Linked DNA regions of Homo sapiens: all the other regions are linked to region 1. The links are chromatin contacts, found by Hi-C or POLR2A ChIA-PET in ENCODE. All regions are on one chromosome and are shown on one strand. Each heading gives the region's core, a stretch centred on a gene start or an enhancer-like site at or near the end of the contact. The rest is flanking DNA. Distances are from core to core; before and after follow the strand shown. Region 1 has its middle 48 kb from the start of LRRC37A3. Region 2 overlaps RGS9 (regulator of G protein signaling 9). Region 3 overlaps SMURF2 (SMAD specific E3 ubiquitin protein ligase 2).

What was found. Hi-C counts contacts between places; a loop is a spot of excess contacts on that map. ChIA-PET counts read pairs that join two places held with the same protein, here RNA polymerase II (POLR2A). Pooled maps may share reads with other maps.
Region 2: a loop to region 1 is called in a pooled map, with 2.8 times the contacts of the local background. The contact joins two enhancer-like sites. A Hi-C loop is called at or near these places in 7 of 50 pooled maps. POLR2A ChIA-PET finds 5 or more read pairs at or near these places in 6 of 52 experiments (AG04450, activated CD4-positive, alpha-beta T cell, activated CD4-positive, alpha-beta memory T cell and 1 more).
Region 3: a pooled map shows a loop between it and region 1 (2.3-fold over the local background). The contact joins two enhancer-like sites. A Hi-C loop is called at or near these places in 1 of 37 single-sample maps with no recorded cell type and 3 of 50 pooled maps. POLR2A ChIA-PET finds 5 or more read pairs at or near these places in 2 of 52 experiments (BJ and common myeloid progenitor, CD34-positive).

Annotation. Positions count from the first base shown.
Region 1 is chr17:64,964,773-64,969,793 of GRCh38, reverse strand. It overlaps the pseudogene AMZ2P1. Among named protein-coding and RNA genes, the nearest start is that of LRRC37A3, 48 kb to the right of the region's middle. RefSeq lists a silencer at 3,558-3,721 and an enhancer at 3,941-3,990. Within about 2 kb of position 3,658, at least 8 of the 41 ENCODE cell types and tissues checked have a DNase peak (open chromatin) inside an H3K27ac peak, as active enhancers do.
Region 2 is chr17:65,227,107-65,231,549 of GRCh38, reverse strand. It overlaps RGS9 (regulator of G protein signaling 9), which reads right to left. Exons shown (of 19, transcript NM_003835.4): 19 at 3,847-4,275. The coding sequence ends at 4,143. Among named protein-coding and RNA genes, the nearest start is that of RGS9, 92 kb to the right of the region's middle. Within about 2 kb of position 2,614, at least 4 of the 41 ENCODE cell types and tissues checked have a DNase peak (open chromatin) inside an H3K27ac peak, as active enhancers do.
Region 3 is chr17:64,632,596-64,637,619 of GRCh38, reverse strand. All of the region lies in intron 1 of SMURF2 (SMAD specific E3 ubiquitin protein ligase 2), which reads left to right. Among named protein-coding and RNA genes, the nearest start is that of SMURF2, 27 kb to the left of the region's middle. Within about 2 kb of position 1,804, at least 3 of the 41 ENCODE cell types and tissues checked have a DNase peak (open chromatin) inside an H3K27ac peak, as active enhancers do.

The DNA of each region.
Region 1 (5,021 bases), core at 2,409-4,908:
TCCTGAGTAGCTGGGATTATAGGCGCCTACCATCATGCCTGGCAAATTTTTGTATTTTTGTAGAGACAGGATTTCACCATGTTAGCCAGGCTGGTCTTGAACTCCTGACCTCAGGTGATCCGCCCACCTTGGCCTCCCAAAGTGCTGGGATTGCAGGCATGAGCCACCATGCCTGACCCATGTGATTAGTTTTTGTGGTTCCTTTTTGAGTACTTGATTTGGAGTACTTGCTACTTTCAGAAAAAGACTTCTTTTGTGGGAAAAGACTCTGAAACTTCAGTTTCTCAAGTATTTGACCTCCAGCCCATTAAGTTTTACAAGACAAGGCATGGTGGATAGCAGCAAAGGATTTTGATAGGGAAATCTGGGGCTTCTTCCACTTGGAAGAAGCTGACCGGCGCCCTCTAAACCTTTGCCCTATCTGTTTGCACAAGTTGCAGTGTGCTGTTATTGGCTTCAGCATTGTAGAAAGATATAAAGTAAGTTGAGGGATGGATAGTGTAAAGAGGGGGAAGTGGTTATCTGAGTAGCAAACTGATGTATCTATTATATCCTTCTCTAGAGTTATAATTTATCAGAGGAAATTAGTGTAAAGATAAGCAGGAAGCTGTGGTTTAAAAACATGCGAAGAAATGCCCTTCTTAAAAACTTCAGCTTGCCTTAGAGTGATTTATGCTTACAGTTCAATGAGAAATAGTGGAAGAAATTTTCTGCTTCTCTTCCATTTAGGGCAAGAGAGCTTGACTTTGCAAAACTGAATAAATATTGATATGTGTGGCAAAGTTCATTTTTTAAACCCTATAAGTGTGAGGACAGGATTTATCTTTCCAAATATGGGACAGAGGTATGATGTTCATTAGGAGGAAAAAAGTGATTTTCTTTAAAAAGGAAGAAGGAAAGTACCTAATCTCAGTATGTGTGTGTGTGCCCACACTTGCCCACAAACATCAATATACATTCATGTGTTTACTCATGGGTATGACTGCATTCAGGTGACTGCACAGAAATGTCTACACATGTGTTTTCACATACATATGTCTACCCATGCCTGTGTGGACACTTATATATGTATATACATACATGTCAAATTAATATAATGCCTTGTAGAATATTCAGCAAGTTGAGAAAAAATATCCTATCATGCTAGAAACAAAGTATAAGAATGAGTGTATTTCTTTTTCATCTTTTTTCAGTGCGTACTTTTGACATCATTTGTAATTCTGTGTGTATTTGGTACGTGCCATTTCACTCAGTATATCATTAGCATTATTCATATTCACAGCATCATTATCAAATGCAGCGTCTTCATGGGGTAATATGTCACCCTATGATCTAGAAGCCAATGCTTCTCTCTTGCCTGATGGTATTTTGCTGTGGTTTGTTGAAGTGCGCATCTTTCAATGCTTTTCCAGGCACTGGTGAGGTGGATTGATGATGAATCTTCTGGCACACCTGGAGCAACTCCAGAACACAGTCGTGAGGATAATGGGAATTTACTGAAACCCGTGGAAGGAAGCCTTTAAGGAATGGAAAGAGTGGATAATAAAATGCCTGACTGTTCTCCAAAAATAAGGACCTTCAAATAGGAGTGATTGAAATAAATGACTACTTGCATGTTATGCTTTCATTTGGGTGGAATACTTCATCAGAATAAACTATTGATCTTGTGCTGTGTCAAAGTAACAGACTAGAACCTTCTTTCAAGTACCTGAATTGAAATGAAACTCATTTTGAATAATAAAAACTCTAGAAACTCTTTATCTTCTCATCTTACTGGCCTGGTCTGTGGCAGCAAGCACATTATTTCCATTCCCCAAATATGTTTAGGTCTCCCAAGAAAGCTGGGACTGGCGGTAATGAGCAAGTAAATAACTTGAAAAAGAACTGTAGATGCCCCAAGGAACCAACCAACATAATTTCCAGGGGGTGATTTTGTTTTTAGAAGAGCTGCTCCCCTCTGTTAGGGCCAGCCAAGTCACATTTTTGGACGTCCGTGGACTCTGATCACCACAGCCCTCCTCTTCCGTGAGCCTTCCTTACTCTCTCGAGTGCATTAGCTCATTTTTTTTCTTTTGCTGGTTGTCACCTTATTCCTGTTTTAGTTTTTAGCAGCTTAAAATACGACCTCTCAGGAATATTTGCAAGTGAAAATAACAATGGTCCTTACACTACCACAACATTTGGTGGTGGGAGTTCCGTTGCAGGTCTCAGCTATAACATAGTCATTTATGAGGGATCTTACAAATAGTGTGTAATGGTATTTATATTTGTGAGTGTTACACTTTCTCTATAGACTTAGAGCAGCTTTCAGGTTTATTTCAGTAATAATGTCTTTCTCACCTTCTCACATTGTGAAGTGTTTACCTGAGTCAGGGAGAGAGTTTAATGGGGTTATCTGTCGGGGTGCCATGAATGCTGATGATGGTCTGCAGGTTGTGAACATCAGCCCCATTGCTACAGGGGTGGACAGGTGGAAAAGCTCAGACTTGACAAACCACCTCTGCTAGATAGATGTGTCTTGGAAATCCAGAAATTACAGTGAATATTTTATGGAATGCCAGTGAGCAGACAGCATTTCCCACTTTCCTATCTTACCTTGAGGGTAAGACTTAAAGGTATTTTTTTTTCTTGTAATTTGAAGCCTAAATTCTTTGATTGTTTGATGTATGCAATATGATGTAAGGCACATTTTATACCCCTAGTCAGTGGTTTCCCTTGGATTCATTCTCCTACTTGATTGAACCCATTTAAGTCATTTTAGGAAATGGTGGTTTGCTATTAAAATTAATTGGAGAGAATACTTGGTCATTCTGTTAGCAAAAAGAGACTGATGGAGCATGGTGTTTTATGGATTCTGTTACAGGGCTTATTCCTCCTTGAATAATGTGCTTTAAAAATTATTGTCCATTCGATTACATTTTCTTTTATTTTCCTACAATGTAAGCACGGTTTTAGTCCTGTAGGTCAGCCTTTCTCACAAACTCTTTTGAACTAAGATTTGCCTAGGTGAATAAATTGGGGATGACGGTTGTCTGGAGAAGATATAAGGTCCATTTGTGAATACTCTGCACTATGAGACCAGGAGAAAAATCATCTAAGAAATCGTTCACTCTTGCTAAAAACTGAACTAAATTTTATATGATGCATTTATTCAGCAATCATAAGTGCTGTGCATAACTATTGTACATATTTTTGGACAATTTCTTAGGGTTCAGCTTAAAAATATAATTTGCCTACTGCAACTAAATTTTATGTACTGTGGTTAAATCTTTGTAGTTTTAGAAGATAATTTTCACTAAATAAATCCAAGCAGATTTTGCTCTGCAAATGCTGAATGAAGTATTGAACTAATAAAAAGGATTAATAATTTTCTACTGTCTAAATAATCTTAGAAATCAGTGAATTTGATTCATTTATGTCGTAGATCCTGATCCCGTTTACCTGTGGAGTTAATATCTCTCCAGTCAAGAGATTTTTCAGGCCTCAGACTTTTAATGGTGAGGGTTAAATAGAAGAATTTGGCGAGGATTACCCGTCGGTTCTTGTCCAGCTTGCTTTTTGAAGCACACATTCCCCTGATATGAATAATTTACATTTCAAGCCCTACGAGGGACAGAGGGCCGCGTTGCTCCCTCTAGGGAGCAGCAGTGCTAAAATCGAAGCAGGCAGCTGCGGGACCGCTATAGCCGGCCCTGCGCTCGGGCCCTTCCCGGGCAGGAAACGCGTCGCTGTCCCCGGCTGCGCCCAGGCCAGCGGGCACAGCAGCTGCGAACCGCCGGCGCACCACCTGTTTCCGCGCCCGGGGACTTCCCCGGCGGGGCTCAGAAGTGTGGGGTCGGTCGCTTGGCTTCCCCTGGCGTCGGCGACCCAGGGTAACCTCCTCCACTGCTGCGTGCCGTGCAGGCCTGCCTGTGTGAGAGCCACGTGTGCCGCGCTCTGGGCACAGCCTTGGAAAGTCAGGACCGCGACGGCAGCAGAGCAGTGAGTGGAATTAATTCTCAAGTAGAGCATTTAAAAAGTGCTTCATTGAAGAGTTTGAATCTCAGTCACTTTGTAGATTCGGATATCTAGAATGGCACCGTCCAATAGAAATATAATACAAGCCACCTATGTAAGCTTAATGTTTCTAGTAGTCGTATTAGCAAATGCATAAAGAAGCAGGTGGAGTTAATTTTAATAGTATATTCTATTTAATCCAGTGCATCCAAAATATTATTTCAATCAATATCAATGCTGAATATTTTATATCCTTTTTTTTTTTACCGTCTTCAAATTCCTGTATGTATGTTACACTTGCAGTACGTCTTACTTCCAACTGGCCACATTTTCAAGTGCTCAACAGCCCCATGTGGCTTGTGGCTACTGTATTGGACAGTGCAGCTCTAGAGCAGTACCCAACTCTAGTGTACCTGGAAAAATGTACCCGTGGTATTGAGTTACTAGGAGAGGAAGGCTTATTTCAGGAAAAGGTCATGTAAATCTTCTGTCAGTACAGCCGGTGCTGACATTCAAGCTGAAAGGGTGTATGTAGACACCGTTTAATGTCTACATTAAAGGCCTCTGGCTTCGGTGTTAACTTGTTTCTTTAAAAGCTTGATACTGTTCTCTGTTGCAGCTTGTTTTTTACCCTCCCGTCTTCATTTTCAAGGGCCTGGTATTGTCTTCAAATGCATTTCCATTTTTGGAAAGCGGAGTCGTAAAGCATTAATAATGTGGAGATTGTTTAGTCCATTTCATGCATGAGGACACAAGCCTGCAGCAGCCGAGTAAACTTGCGTGTCATGTAACCAATGGCAAAAATGGGATCAGATCCCAATTCTCCCTAATGCTGAGTTATTCGTTATTTTCACTGTGCTACATGACCTCATTGAAGTAAAATATCACCGGCGAGAACCTAACCATTTTTCCCCCAGGTTGTTTACAAGGGATTATACACGATTAAACTTTCAATTTCTTTTCTGTTCAAGTAGAGCCATCTGGGGTTGCTCAAAGTTGGAGAAATCAGTCTATGTACAGTTCTG
Region 2 (4,443 bases), core at 1,365-3,864, 260 kb before region 1:
CAAGTATCTTATTCACAAGGCAGCAGGAAAGAGAGAGAGCCCGAGGAGATGCCAAACACTTATAAAACAATCAGACCTTGTGAGACTCAATCACTATCGTGAGAACAGCATGGGGGAAACCGCCCCCATGAGCCAGTCACTTTCCACCGGGTCCCTCCCTCAACATGTGGGGATTACAATTCCAGATGAGATTTGGGTGGGGACACAGAGCCAAACCATATCAGGCTAGAAGGCCTCAAAAATCTAGGAAACCCTCTACCTAAGTGAGAGCCAGTAGGGGGATCCCAAGAGCACCATGTTGAATGGTTTATGTGTTAGTCAACTAAGAACCTCCTTGTTCTCCCACCCTACCTCTGCTTTTCCGGGGTCCCCCCTCCGACCCCCCTGCAGACATCCCAGCTGCAACAGCCCAAGCCCAAGGAGGGAAGGAACCTTACCTTTGAATGAAGTTCCAAGTTTTGCTTATTACACTAACATTGAACTGCATACAGAACTAAATGGAGACTGTCCTTGTCACTGATCATACCTGGAGGATCTGTATTATCTAAAAGTGACCAGAAAAGTTATGGGACTTCTCAGAGTTTTCATCCAGGTTTAGGAAAAGAAATAACTTGCAGCATAGGTTTAAAGGAGCATCTTGGGGAAAAAACAAAACTGTTTTTTTCTTGCACTACATAAGGTTCTGAGCAGCCAACACAGTTATATCCATATCACTCTATAGGTTTCCAAGCAGCCCTGTGAAGAAGGTCAAATTGTTACTCCCAGTTCACAGATGAGGAAATCAAGGAGCTGTTCCAAGCTGGAAAGGCAGGCGGCAGGATTCCCACAGCCCACAGCCCTGCACTCCCCCAACATGGACTAGATCCAATGCCCCCAGCTTGCTCCTCAAGCAATGATAGCACCTCCATGAGGGAATCAACTTTATTCCCAGGACCTCACTTGGTGTTTGACACCTAGCCGGTGTTCAGCCTTGAGCAAGTGGAAAGCACCCAACCATGGAATACAGCATAGCTACATTTTATAGGCATTTACCAAATATTGGCCAAACAGAAACTAACTGGTCACTCCCGTCTCCTCTTGCCCCACCTCTTGCATTATGTTATGTTATGTTATGTTACGTTATGTTATGTTAGTGTAACCCATTACCCCCAAAACTGTGTAATAATTCCACTGTGGGAGAGACCAAGTGTCCGCCAATATCCACTCTCCCCATCTTCCTTCCTCTAGCTAAATCTCTAGAAGTTTAACTACTCACAAACTGGCCTAACTGAAGACTACATTTCCCGGACTCCCGTGCAGCTAGCCATGGTCATGTGACCAAAGGCCAACCAATGGGATGTGAATGGAAATGACCCATGCTACTTCCTGGTTGTGAACTTAAGATGAAGCCACCTTCCCACCATTGCCTCTTTTTCAGTTATCCCCTGGGTATGGGCATGGGTGTAGGGGTGGTGAACCAGCTTCAATCACTACCTCAAGGCAGTGGTTCTCAAGCTCACCTGGACATAGACATCACCTGGGAGAGGCGCTAAAAAAAATCCCAGTGTCACAGCTCTGTGCGTGTGCCCTGGACAGCGGGATCTTTCAAGTTTCCCCAGTGGATTCTAATGTCCAGACAAGATGGAGGAGCATCATACTTGTGACCAGGGGATGGGTGGAGCAACAAGATAAAAAAATTTATTGGTTGTTGGATTTTTTTTTCTCTTCCCTGGCCTCCATTCACTTCCAGCCCATGACCTGGACTGCCCTACTGCCTTTAGGCAACTCTGTGTTACAGACAGAAACTCTGTCATGTTTGAACCCACTTCCTCCCTTCTGAGGTCTATTTATTACTGAACTATAGCCTGGACTTTATTTAATCCAACCAGTGGATTCTGGAGCCTTCTGTCATTGACGCTCTATCCATGTGGATCTTAGTTTCCATGTGGGCTTAGTTTCTCTTTAGGACCCTGGGGGCTTAGGAGAGGAACCCTTAAACACTGATATACAAACCTAGGGTTGAGATTCTCCTTATTTCTTGACATTGGCTGGTAGTAAACTAAGGGTGTGGATTGCTTCGCCTTTCATCTCATTTTAGATCAGCATTGCAAATAAAGGCATCAGGTTAACAGCTCACTCACTCTTCCAAGAAAGGACCAGACTCTCTCACTTACATTCTGGGGGAAAATTTTTCTTAGCCCTTTGTGAGTGACTCTTGTGAGCCCAGTGGAATAGATTCAGTAAAATCTACAATGAGCAATGGTCTTTAAGTATTGAAGCTCTGTGTTTTCCCTACGGGGATTAGCAAATCTAGGTTTCAGCCATGCACCCACCCAACATTCATTTGTAGAAGTGTGCAGAGATGAGTCAGCAACCCCAGTATTTATGGGCTAAATAAGTTGTCAGAGGTTAAAAGCAAGTCAGGGGCTCTTATCTACTAATTGAATTCTGAGGAAGTTGAGGGCTAAAGGGGAGGGGTATAATGAGTGGTTTGGCAAACCACTTGATTTTTTTCTCCTGTGAGGACTTCCTATGCAACTTTTAAGAGCTGTTTTATTCACCGCGTAGCCCTTAATCGCAACCCGCTGTCCAATCTAATTATGATCCCAGCAGTGCCGTTTGGGGCAATACTTCAGAGCATGCGCAGAAACCAGGGACAAGTACATACGCTGTAATCTCTAGTGCGGGGTTTCTCAACAGTGGCACCACTGGTGGTTTGAACTGATAATCTTCTGTTGTGGGAGCTTCTGTGCATTGTAGGATACTTAGCAGCGTCCCTGGCCTTTACCTGCTAGACACCAGTAGCAACCCCCACCCACTGCCGCAGTCTTGATAACCAAAAATGTCTCCAAACACTGACCGGTGTTCCCTAGAGGGCAACATTGACCTGGTGGAGAAACACTGTCCCGGATGAATTCCATGAGACAAGGAGTCCTACTCACAGCAACATCCCCAGCGCCTGTCATAGCGTCTGGCACATAGTAGGGACTCAATAAACACATGTTGAGTGAGTAACTAGGAGGGGAGGTGGGAGGAGCACACCAAAGCCCAAACCTCTAGAATTTCCCACTGGCCTAGTGCAGCGGAAGTGAAAAGGAGCACTCAGATCTCCAACTGCAGGGAGCACGCGGGCTGATGGCCAAGCTGCTGCAGCTCAGGATCCACCAGCATATCCATGCCAAGGTCAGGCTTTCCACGGGATCTCCCAGCACATGACCATGCACCGTGGGGGTACGAATGCAGGGCCGTTCCCAGAGATGCAGGCCCTCTCCAGCAATGACTTTGGCTCAAGGACACCCCAGCAGCCTGGTCAAAACTTTCTTGGACTGCACAAAGGACACCCCAGCAGCCTGGCCAAAACTTTCTTGGACTGCATAAAGGACACCCCAGCAGCCTGTTCAAAACTTTCTTGGACTGCACTGCCATCTAAGACTCTCCCTGCCCAGAGGTCAGACTTGCAGCACGGTCTGGACTGCCCCCCGCCCCGAACCCCCTCAACACTCAACTTCAACTTTCTCCAGCTCTGGCCCTTCCTTTATCTACCACAGGTGTTTTCCCCAACAAATCTCTTGTCCATCGAATCTCACCTTGGTGTCTGCTTCTTGGAGGACCTGAGGCAACACACCTGGCATTTTAGGAGTGTGCCTGCTCCCAGCCCTCTGTCCATTCCTGTGAGATGCCATGCCCCGGGGCATCCCCTGGGGAGCTCTGCTGATGAGAAAAGCATTGTGCACAAACCCATTTAGACAAGGAGAGAGCTCTTGGAAGCGACTCAATGTCCCTTTGTCCAGAAGATTGAAGAAGACGTGAGTTTAACTCATAAATAATAGCTCACAAATTACTAACAAAACCAGACACACACTAACATTCCAAGAAACTTAAAGTTAACCTTTTATTGGTTTTAAGGCAGCAGGGAAAGTCTTCTGGTCCACATGCGTTTCTTCTGCCCAGGGGAGGGAGGGTCAGGAAGAGGAGAAGGAGTTGGCCCCTGGTAACCAGCCAGAGCATTCTTTGCCACAATCTACCCCATCTTGTCTCCCCAATCTTCAAATGTCACCCAAATGCACTTTGGTTCTCGAGCAAGTGTGTCCTGTGGCCCATACCATGGCATCTGTCAGAGCATCTTCCTGGTCCAGAGCCCCCAGCTCAGCCTGCCTCTTTCCTTACAGGCTCTCCCAGGGGCAGATGACCTCCTTTTCTGTGGCCCGGTCACCCGACTCTCCTGTTCCAGCATCCTCCGAGTCCATCAAGCAGGTCCCGCTCCCCGTGGGCACATCCATTTTGATCTGGAAAAAGCTTCAGGTGCAAGAGGAAAGCCAGTAATGTAGGGGCAGGGGCAGGAGGGACTGCACCTCCCCAAATCATCCTGACATCCTTGAAGATGAACATACCAGGTGCATTTGCCAAAGACTGTGGTGGGGGCAGGTATAGCTCAGGGGTAGAGCATTTGACTACAAAGGTTGT
Region 3 (5,024 bases), core at 555-3,054, 330 kb after region 1:
TACACTCCAGCCTGGGCAACAGAATGAGACTCCGTCTCAAGAAAATAATAATAATAATAATGTGTTGGACCAACTGGATTTCCACATGCAAAAGAATGAAGTTGAACCTCTACCTCATGCCATATATAAAAATTAACTCAAAGTGGATTAAAGACTAAATGTAACAATGCAAGCCATAAGACTCTTAGATGGATGGCTGGGTGTGGTGGCTCACACCTGTAATCCTGGCACTTTGGGAGGTCGAGACGAGTGGTTGTTTGAGGCCAGGAGTTCGGGACCAGTCTGGCCAACATGATGAAACCCCGTCTCTACTAAAAATACAAAAATTAGCCAGGAATGGTGGCAGGCACCTGTAATCTCACTTACTTGGGAGGCTGAGGCAAGAGAATCGCTTGAACCTGGGAGGCGGAGATTGTAGTGAGCCGAGACCGTGCCACTGCACTCCAGCCTGGGTGACAGAGCAAGACTGTGTCTCAAAAAAAAAAAAAAATCTCTTAGATAGAAACACAAGACTTTGGATTGGATTCTGTCAATTTAAACAAAAATCTTATTTATTTATTTTTGTAAAGATGAGGTCTCACTCTGTTGCCCAGACTGGTCTCGAACTCCTGGGCTCAAGAGATCCTCTTGTCTCGGCCTGCCAAAGTGACAGGATTACAGGTATTAGCCACTGCACCCAGCCTAGACTCTATCAAAATTAAAAACGTTTGTGTCCAAAAGGACACTAATAAGAAAGCTAAAAGATAACTCATAGAATGAGAGAAAATATTTATAAATTATACCTGATAAGGGTCTAGTATACAGAATATATAAAGAACTCTTTTTTTTTTTTTCTTTTTTTGAGGCGGAGTCTTGCTCTGTCGCCTAGGCAGGAGTGCAGCAGCATGATCTTAGCTCACTGCAACCTCCACCTCCTGGGTTCAAGTGATTCTTCTGCCTCAGCCTCCTGAGTAGCTGGGACTACAGGTGCACACCACCATGCCCAGCTAATTTTTTTTTTTTTTTTTTTTTTTTTTTGAGGCAGAGTCTGGCCCTGATGTCCAGGCTGAGTGCAGTGGCATGCAATCTCGTCTCACTCAACCTCCACCTCCTGGGTTCAAGCGATTCTCCTGCCTCAGCCTCCCGCGTAGCCGGGATTACAGGTGTGTGCCACCACGTCCAGCTAATGTTTATATTTTTAGTAGAGATGGAGTTTTGCCATGTTGGCCAGGCTGGTCTTGAACTCCTGATCTCAGGTGATCCACCAACCTCAGCCTCCCAAAGTGCTGGGATTACAGGTGTGAGCCACCGCACCCGGCCTTAAGGAACTCTTAAAACTCAACAATAAAAGGACAAACAATCCAGTTAAAAAATGGGCAGCTAGCCAGATGTGTTGGCACATGCCTATAGTCTCAGCTACTTGAGAGGCTGAGGTGGGAGGATCCCCTGAGAACAGCCTGGGCAGCATAGTGAGACCACATTTCAAAAAAAAGGGCAAAGGGTTTGAATAGACAGTTCTCCAGAGAAGATATATCAGTGGCCAAAAAGCACATGAAAAGATGCCCAATATCATGAATCATTAGGGAAATGAAAATGAAAACCACAATGGGATACTACTTCACGACCACTAGAAGGGCTATAATAATGGGAAAATAACAAATGTTAGCAAAGATGTGGAGAAATTGGAACCCTCATACATTGTTGGTGGGAATGTAAAGTAGTTCAACCACTCTGCTAAACAGTTTGTGGCAGTTTTTCAGAAAAATTAAACATAGTTACTACATGACTCAGCAATTCCATTCCTAGGTACATACATAAGAGAACTGAAAACATATGTTCACACAAAATCTTGTGCATAGTAGCATTATTCATAACAGCCAAAATAGTTGGGTGGAAACAACTCAGATGTCTGTCAACTGAATGGATAAACAAAATATGGCATATCTATACAATGGAATATTATTCAGCCATAAAAGGGAATAAAGTGCTGATGATGTATGCTATAGTATGGATGAGCTCAAAAAATTAGGTTGATTGAAAGAAGCCAGACACAAAAAGCCATATTGTTTAATTCCACTTGGCAAATCCATAGACAGAAGGTAGATTTTCAGGTTGCTAGGGGATGGGGGAGGGAAGATGGGGAGTGACTGCTAACAGGTAGTATGGGGGTTGTTTTGGGGTGATGGAAATGTTCTGGAATTAGATATTGGTGATGGTTGTACAGCACTGTGACTATGCTAAAAATTATTGAATTATACAGTTTAACTTGGTGATTTTCATGTTATGTGACTTTTATTATTTATTTATTTATTTTGAGACCTAGTCTCGCTCTGTCGCCCAGGCCAGAGTGCAGTGGTGTGATCTCGGCTCACCGCAACCTCCACCTCCCTGGTTCAAGCAATTCTCGTGCCTCAGCCTCCCAAGTACCTGGGATTACAGCTGTGCACCACCACGCCCAGCTAATTTTTGTATTTTTAATAGAGATGGAATTTCACCATGTTGGCCAGGCTGGTCATGAACTTCTGGCCTCAAGCGATCCACTCACCCTGGCCTCCCAAAGTGCTGAGATTACAGGTGTGAGCCACCATGCCTGGCCTTATGTGACTTTTATCTGGAAACAAATGGGAAAAAAACTTGTCATAACAAATATTATTATTATTATTATTAGGTTATGATGTTTGTGGCTTTTGCCAGTTTGTTAAAATTTATGATTTATTTTCTCATTCTAAATTGAATATTGGCTGTCAATACCCAATTCTGTGCTCTTAAAATGGAGCCTCCAAACTCTGTAAACTCCAGGCTTCATGAAATCTGAATGCACCCAGGATATGTATTAGCATCAGATAAAAATCATTCAAGGACTGTGTCTTCTTTTTAAGCTTGAATTGAACAAATATGTTTATTTCTGCTCTGTCCCCAAGCCCCATTCACAGTGAGTAAGAGAATGAAAACAGCATAAATCTGCAAGAGCAGAAAGAACAGGAGACAGTAAATAAGTGGTATAAAAAAACTTCAGGGAAATGGAAGGTGGTTGGAGTAGATTAATTAGCTGAGAAAGTGGAATATAAAATATCTACAGAGGCGGATACCAATTCCTTGCATGATTCTAGCCAGTTCATATCACCTATCTCTAGGAAGACTCAGGAATTGAAGGTGCCAGGTATCTCTGAGGGTGCAAGCAAGATGTGAAGCTGAAAGCAGGAAATGGTTTAAAGTCAGTGGAAAGTTCTATACATGCCTCATCCTAGGCAAGCAGATGAGTGTTCTTACCCAACCTCACAAAAAAGTCAAAGATTTATCTTGTGGAGAAAGCCAGACTGCCTATAGACCCAGGAATACCTGGTGCTGTGGAAGGTGGTAAAGAAATGCCCAGCTGAAAATGAGGGGATTTGCCACATCTTTAAATGGTGAAACTCCCAGCCCCCTTGTATTACTTAGCTCCAAGAATGCTAGCAGCCAGTTATTCTCTTTTTGTTTTTGTTTTTTGTTTTGAAACAGTCTCACTGTCGCCCAGGCTGGAGTGCAGTGGTGGGATCTCGGCTCACTGCAACCTCCAGCTTCTGGGTTCAAGCTATTTTTGTGCCTCAGCCTCCCAAGTAGCTGGGATTACAGGCGCGCACCACCACACCTGGCTAATTTTTGTATTTTAGTAGAGACAGTTTCGCCATGTTGGCCATGCTGGTCTCAAGCTCCTGACCTCAGGTGATCTGCCCACCTCGGCCTCCTAAAGTGTTGGGATGACAGGCATGAGCCACCACACTCAGCCTATATAAATTTTATGTTTTTACAGTAACTTTGTATGGAGAGTATAAAACTCTTCACAACATTTTTTTGGGGGGTGGGGGGCTAATCTCTTGGTAGTTGCCTGTGTTTATAAGTTACCTCTAAAGTTTAGAATTGAAAGTTGTTTGGTGTTTTCAGCATATTATTGAAGGCTCAGAATTGTAGGGACCAGAATTATTACTGATTCTCTAATGCCTCTAATCAACTGAAGTTGTAAGATAATTCATGTTATGTGAAAAACAAACCAATGATGCTAGTTGAATCCTGGAATTTAAACTTGCAACAAAGTGAATATGACATATTTAATGGTTATTCTTACTATATTGTATTGTAAATATATGGTAAAGGGATTTATGTATTTATTTTTACCCAGCTAATAAACATTTTCACCTGGGATGGAATGATACCGGTGTGGGTATGGAGGGTTTAAGTGGAAAGGGAGTGTTCTTTCTCTGTTTTTATACTCTGCTTTCTCTTTGAAGTTGTTCTTTCCTCTATTTGATTTTGAGGGACCCTGATTGACTCCCAGTACCTGGATATAGAAGAATCTATAGGTAGAGATCTGTTTTTTTGTTTTGTTTTGTTTTTGAAACAGGGTCTTGCTTTGTCACCCAGGATGGAGTACAGTGATATGATCATGGCTCACTGCAGCCTCGGCCTCCTGGGCTCAAGCCATCCTCCCACTTCAGCCTCCCAAGTAGCTGGGACTATAGGTGCGTGCCACCACGCCTGGCTAATTTTTGTGTTTTTATAGAGACAGGGTCTCCTCAGGTTGCCCAGGCTGGCCTCGAACTTCTGGGCTCAAGCTATCTCCCTGCCTTGGCCTCCCAAAGTGCTGAGATTACAGACTTGAGCCACCACATGCAGCCTCTACCTTCTGTTATAACAATAAATACTGTGTATCCCTATTTGCAAAGTTTTAAGAAACTCTTTACCTAAGTCATCTCACTTAATCCTCAAAATAATACTCTGAAGTAGGCGAGTACAAATACTATCATATTGTCATCAGAAAACACTGATCTCAGAGAGGTTAAGTCATTTGTCCAAGGGCTCACAGCCCTTCTCTTAAGCGTGGGAAGCTGGAATTTGAAACCAGATGTGTTTTATTCCTGTCTCTAAGCTCTGTGTTACACTGTCTTCCTAAATTGTTTAGGTCTCTTGACAGAAGTCTGGAGGCCTTTGAACAGTTTTTTTCCCCAAGACTTGTCTCATTTTCCCCTTCAGCTGAAAAGAGAATATAGGAAGCATTTGTAACTTCCTTA